Linked DNA regions of Homo sapiens: region 2 is linked to region 1. A link is a loop called in an ENCODE intact Hi-C map of the cell type or tissue named here. Cell type or tissue: PC-9. All regions are shown on one strand. Each heading gives the region's core, and the rest is flanking DNA. Links, peaks and the distances in the headings are about the cores only. Region 1 has its middle 7.8 kb from the start of CHST3. Region 2 has its middle 27 kb from the start of DNAJB12.

Evidence for each region. A loop is a pair of places that touch in the nucleus more often than their neighbours do. Peaks named below come from ENCODE experiments on the same cell type or tissue, not always from the same donor. Only the 100,000 strongest peaks of a DNase experiment are listed, where the experiment ranks them.
Region 2: it touches region 1 in a loop (11-fold over the local background); 54 of 110 quality-filtered maps call a loop at or near these places.

What each region holds. Positions count from the first base shown.
Region 1 is chr10:71,955,126-71,958,031 of GRCh38, reverse strand. No RefSeq gene overlaps it. Among named protein-coding and RNA genes, the nearest start is that of CHST3, 7.8 kb to the left of the region's middle. RefSeq lists silencers at 1,086-1,305, 1,753-1,862, 2,327-2,542. In PC-9, for the core only: CTCF peaks have their summits at 1,476 and 1,679; DNase peaks (open chromatin) are centred at 1,361 and 1,671; H3K4me3 peaks cover 402 bases.
Region 2 is chr10:72,326,867-72,329,772 of GRCh38, reverse strand. No RefSeq gene overlaps it. Among named protein-coding and RNA genes, the nearest start is that of DNAJB12, 27 kb to the left of the region's middle. RefSeq lists an enhancer at 996-1,195. In PC-9, for the core only: CTCF peaks have their summits at 1,081 and 1,283 (motif pointing right); a DNase peak (open chromatin) is centred at 1,292; H3K27ac peaks cover 1,190 bases.

The DNA of each region.
Region 1 (2,906 bases), core at 319-2,818:
GGCCCACCAAGTTTTAAACTGCATGTACTGGGACGGAGTGAGAACAGGTTTTGTTAAAGTATCCCAGTCATATGGTATTAATCTATTATCAAGAGCCACATTTTTTAGTAAAGTTTGTACAAAAGGAGAATTTGGCCCATATTGACTAATGGCTTCCGCTTGAATTCCTTTAACAACTTAAAAGGAAAAGTGGCCCAATTAGCTATATTCTGCCCTCCTTGCTGGGTTATAGTAACTGGAAATTGCCATACTTCAAGGTCTCCCTCGGCTCTAGCCTTTTGAATAGAATTTTGTATAGCGCCACCAATAGCTCCAGGTTTTAATGTTGCAACTACAGGAGCAGTTTTTTAGTTTTTTAGCTAGTTCATGTTCTTGTCCATTAAGGGGAGAGGGAGGAGGTGGCCATTCACTTAATTCAGCAGGTGGAACCGACAGGCTAGTGAAATGTACCTTTTTCAGTTTCCCTCTCTTTTATTTAATTTCCTCTGGTTCCTGTTCCTCACATTCAGAATCTGAAGTTAATTTTTTACACTTGTCTGCCTCTTCCTCATCTGAATCTGTCTTGTCATTGTTTGAAATGGCTCAAGAGCTGCCTTTATCAATGCTCACACTGACCAAACAGAAACTGGAATTTTGGCTCCTTCTTTATGCACCTTTTTAAAATCTCTGCCAATTCTTTCCCATTCATCCAACCCCATTGTCCCTTGTTCTGGGAACCATGGGCAAACTGCTCTACTGTACTAAAGAGTGTTAATAAATTCTGAGTACTAACTTTCACTCCCCCTTTCCATAATAAATGCCTTAAGAAATTTAAATAACTAAGGCCGGGAGTGGTGGCTCACGCCTGTAATCCCAGCACTTTGGGAGGCCAAGGCAGGCATATCACAAGGTCAGGAGATCGAGACATTCCTGGCTAACACGGTGAAACCCTGTCTCTATTAAAAATACAAAAAATTAGCTGGGCATGGTGGCACATGCCTGTAGTCCCAGCTACTCGGGAGGCTGAGGTGGGAGAATGGCGTGAACTCGGGAGGCAGAGATTGCACTGAGCCGAGATCGTGCCACAGTACTGCAGCCTGGGTGACAGAGCAAGGCTCTGTCTCAAAAAATGTAGGGATCAGCCCTACAGGGCCTGTAGGTTTTTCTCCTTGTGTGCGGAGACGAGAGATCATAGAAATAAAGACACAAGACAAAGAGATAGAAGAAAAGACAGCTGGGCCCGGGTGACCACTACCACCAAAATGTGGAGACCGGTAGTGGCCCCGAATGCCTGGCTGTGCTGTTATTTATTGTATACAAGGCAAGGGGGCAGGGTAAGGAATGTGAGTCATTTCCAATGATAGGTAAGGTCATGTGAGTCACATGTCCACCAGACAGGGAGCCCTTCCCTGTTTGGCAGCTGAGGCAGAGAGAGAGAGAGGGGACAGCTTATGCCATTATTTCTTCTATGAATTTCTTGGAGAGATCAAAGACTTTAATATTCTCACTAATTCTGCTACTGCTATCTAGAAGGCAGAGCCAGGTGTACAGGGCTGAACATGAAAGTGGACAAGGAGCGTGACCGCTGAAGCACAGCATCACAGGGAGACGTTTAGGCCTCTGGATGGCTGTGGGTGGGCTTAACTGATGTCAGGCCTTTCACAAGAGGTGGTGGAGCAGAGTCTTCTCTAACTCCCCCAGGGAAGGGGAGACTCCCTTTCCCCGTCTGCTAAGTAACGGGTGCCTTCCCAGGCACTGGTACTACCGCTAGACCAAGGAGCCCTCTAGTGGCCCTGTCTGGGCGTGACAGAGGGCTCGCATTCTTGTCTTCTGGTCACTTCTCACCATGTCCCTTCAGCTCCTATCTCTGTATGGCCTGGTTTTTCCTAGGTTATAATTGTAAAACAGAGATTATTATAATATTGGAATAAAGAGTAATGCTACAAACTAATGATTGATAATATTCATATATAATCGTGTCTATATTCTACGTCTAATATAACTATTCTTATTTTAAGTATTTTCTTTATTATACTGTAACAAGCTTGTGCCTTCAGTCTCTTGCCTTGGCGCCTGGGTGGCTTGCCACCCACACACAAAAAAAAGAAATGTAAATAAGCAGAATGTTTACTTTCATTCTGTCCCATTGTTACCCTGGTTCTTACGAGTGCCCAGCTTACCTGCCGAGCTTCTTTCAGTCATCCTCGGGTGTCCTCTGACAATGTGTCCTCTGCTTCCACATGCTCTAGTGTTCCTTCACCAGGGTCTTCATAGCCCCATGTTGGGCGCCAGAAATGTTAGGGTGATCAGACCCAACACTAGGCCATGGGGGCTACGAAGTCTGGCAGAGTCAAATGAATGAGAAAAGACAAGTTAAGAGTGCATAAGGTGGGTCCAGGGGGCCAATGCTGGTATGGAGGCTGTGAAGCACCCGAGCTCTGGGAACCCACACTATTTATTGGTGATCAAACAAAGAAGCAGGTGGTGAGGACATGCGGATATGGGGGTAGAAAGGTAGCGGTGCATCAAGCGTAGCTGTGACACTTTAGCATTTTCTTTGACACATATGAATATGCTCTGCTGCTTGAGATAATGGAGAACATGTTTATGAGCCTGGGAGAGCAACCAACAAGTCTGTGCACATTCCAGAGGCTACGAGGGGTTGTATGCCCTGAGCCCTGGATTCCATCCAAGTCATGAGGAGTTTTATGCCCTGGGCTTAAATTTGTGGTGCGGCAGGGCAGCCTTCCACCCTTTGGCACAGAGCTTGGTGTTCCAAAGGCCACAAGGGGTTTTAGACCCGGACCCCGGACATCTTCCAATACTCTTTTATATTATGACAGACAAGCCAGTCCTGCCTCAGCAACTCTACCAACATCAAGTCTTAGTTGTGGGGGTTGATGGACTCATCTGACGTCCATGCACCA
Region 2 (2,906 bases), core at 300-2,799, 370 kb before region 1:
ACCCTGTCCACTCAGCAATTCACTCAGCAAGCATTTCTGAACCTTTCTTGGTGGCCTGCCTGCCCTTAGGGAGGCTGCAACTAACTCTATAAGCTGAGAGAAGGCCATGTGGTGGAGGGGGTAACAGGGCAGACAGGACTGTCACTCCCGCCCCAGACCCTTGTAAGGAGATATTTCCCTAGGGACAGGGCCTGGACCTCCTGTCACTCTCACAGCCACTTGGGCATGAAATAAAGGTCCAGGGCTCAGGCAGGAAGAGGGGCAGGCGGGCAGGCGCTCTCTAGGACCCCACGGCTAGTCTGCCCAGAGCCCGGGAGTTGGGGCTTTGCTTGGGGAGGGGAGGGCCTGCCACATTTTGTCCACCTTCCCCACCCTCCTACCAATTTGGTCTAAACAAAGTCCCTAGGGAGGGAGGGCAGGGCTGCTCCCTGGCTGGATTTTTCCTTGAGGAGGCAGGGTGCAGCTCCCCACTGGAGCCCGTGCTAGTCAGAGCAGGGATCAGGCTAGGGCCTGCAGGGACCCCAGCTGGCAGTCCCACTACCTCGACTGGATTATTCTCATTTTCCTGATGGACTCAGATGAGGAGGCCTGAGAGACAGGTGCCTGGCAGCACAGGAGGATGCAGCGGGCTCCTTCAGATGGAGAAAGTGGGGCCAGAATGGAGCTGGCCAGGCCCGGCCTCATTCCCCCACACTGACAGCCCAAAACCTCCCCTGCACTCCTCCTGGCCCCACATACTGTGCAGGGCCCTCCCACCCTGACTGCAGCCTGCGGAGCCCCTCCCTCCACCGTGGAGCCCTGCTACCCGGGTTCCCTTCTGCCTGAGGTTCCTCTCACCCCTCAGGGCCCAACCTCCTGCCACCTCCTCAGGGAGGTCTGGCCTGGCCCTTTTGGGCCTCTCACATCCTGTTCTGGAGGTATTTGTGTAGTTCTTAGGCAAAGGCTTCCCTGGAGAAGAGGTTCAGGGCTGCAGCCCCAGGGCCTGGGCACCACAACCTGGGGTCTCCATGGGAGGCTGAGTGAAGGAAGGGCCCATCAGCACTGAGGCACTGTCCCCACCTGCAGCATTCCCAGCCTCGCCTACTCCTCTGCCCAGGGTCACCCTAGGGAGCTGCTTTGCAGCCATAAACCCACACCCTGGCTGGGGGACACTTCTCCCAGATCTTAGAGGGCTTAGACCCAGGGCCATCAGCCACGGTGTGCATCCAGCTGGACGGTGGCTGGAGGCAGCAGTCGCTCATGGGACGGGCACTGGGCGGGGGCTTTTTCCTTTTCCTGCCTCCGGGGGGAAGCAGAGTCCTGCTGATCCTGCTGAAAAGGCCCCAGGTCTCCTCTCCCTGCGTAAGGACAAATGTAGCAGGGGCCAAAATGAGAATCACAAACATTGGTCATTGAGAGGAGTGCGGACTCCTGTCCGAAGAGGTCACCACCCCAAGGGGTAGAGGAGGAGGCTCTCTCCAGCACTCAGGCCAGCCACTCCTGGAGTCAGACCCAATTCTGTCCCCGGCCGCCCCAGTGCTGCCCTGGCCACAAGCCCTGGAATCACCTCTGGCAGGCTCTGCCATCTGCTGGCTGCCAGCCCATGGCCTGCGTGCAGAAGGTGGCATCGTGGGCCCTAATTTTGCTTCCAGCCACAAGTCAAACAAGCCAGCTACCACCACTGCAGGGGCCACATGGGCAGCAAGTGTGTCCATGGTGTTCAGGCTGTGAGTGACAGGCCTTGGGAGGCCACCGCAGGTGCTCAGAGCTGCTTCTCTGTGGATGTCTTTAGTCCTCAGTCTCTCTCTGGTCCCACCTTGGCATGGAAGCACTGAGCCCAAAGATCGGAGTTCCAGCCTCCGCCATGGACACGCTAGGCCAGGAGGCACTTTTCATCTGTATCATTTACTTATAAAATCTTATTATCGGCTGGGTGAGGTGGCTCACGCCTGTAATCCCAGCATTTTTCGAGGCCGAGGCGGGTGGACCAAGAGGTCAAGAGATCGAGATCATCCTGGCCAACATGGTGAAACCCCGTCTCTACTAAAAATACAAAAATTAGCTGGGTGTTGGTGGCACATGCTGGTAGTCCCAGCTACTCAGGAGGTTGAGGCAGGAGAATGGCTTGAACCCAGGAGGCGGAGGTTGCAGTGAGCCGAGATTGTGCCACTGTACTCCAGCCTGGCAACGGAGTGAGACTCCGTCTCAAAAAAAAAAAAATCTTATTATAGGCTAGGCGTGGTGACTCACGCCTATAATCCCAGCACTTTGGGAGGCTGAAGCAGGTGGATCACTTGCGGTCAAGAGTTCAAGACCACCCTGACCAACACAGCGAAACCTGTCTCTACTAAAAATACAAAATTACCAGGTGTGGTGGCGCACGCCTGTAATCCCAGCTACTCAGGAGGCTGATGCAAGAGAATCACTTGAACCCAGGAGGCGGAGGTTGCAGTGAGCCCACGCCCTTGCACTCCAGCCTGGGCAACAAGATCGAGACTCTGTCTCAAAAAAAAAATCTTATTATAATTATCATCCCACAGACCTCACTAGTTCAGTCACTAAGGATGTCAGCCTCTGTCAGCCACTGAGTTTATAGGTGTCAGCCCTGCTAGCCTTGTGTCCGGAATTGGTGGGTTCTTGGTCTCACCGACTTCAAGAATGAAGCCACGGACCCTCGCGGTGAGTGTTACAGCTCTTAAGGTAGCGCGTCTGGAGTTTGTTCCTTCTGATGTTTGGATGTGTCGCGAGTTTCTTCCTTTTGGTGTGTTCGTGGTCTCGCTGGCTCAGGAGTGAAGCTGCAGACCTTTGCGGTGAGTGTTACAGCTCTTAAAGCGGCACATCTGGAGTTGTTCGTCGCTGGCTTCAGGAGTAGAAGCTGCAGACCTTTACAGTGAGTGTTGCAGCTCATAAAAGCAGCGTGGACCCAA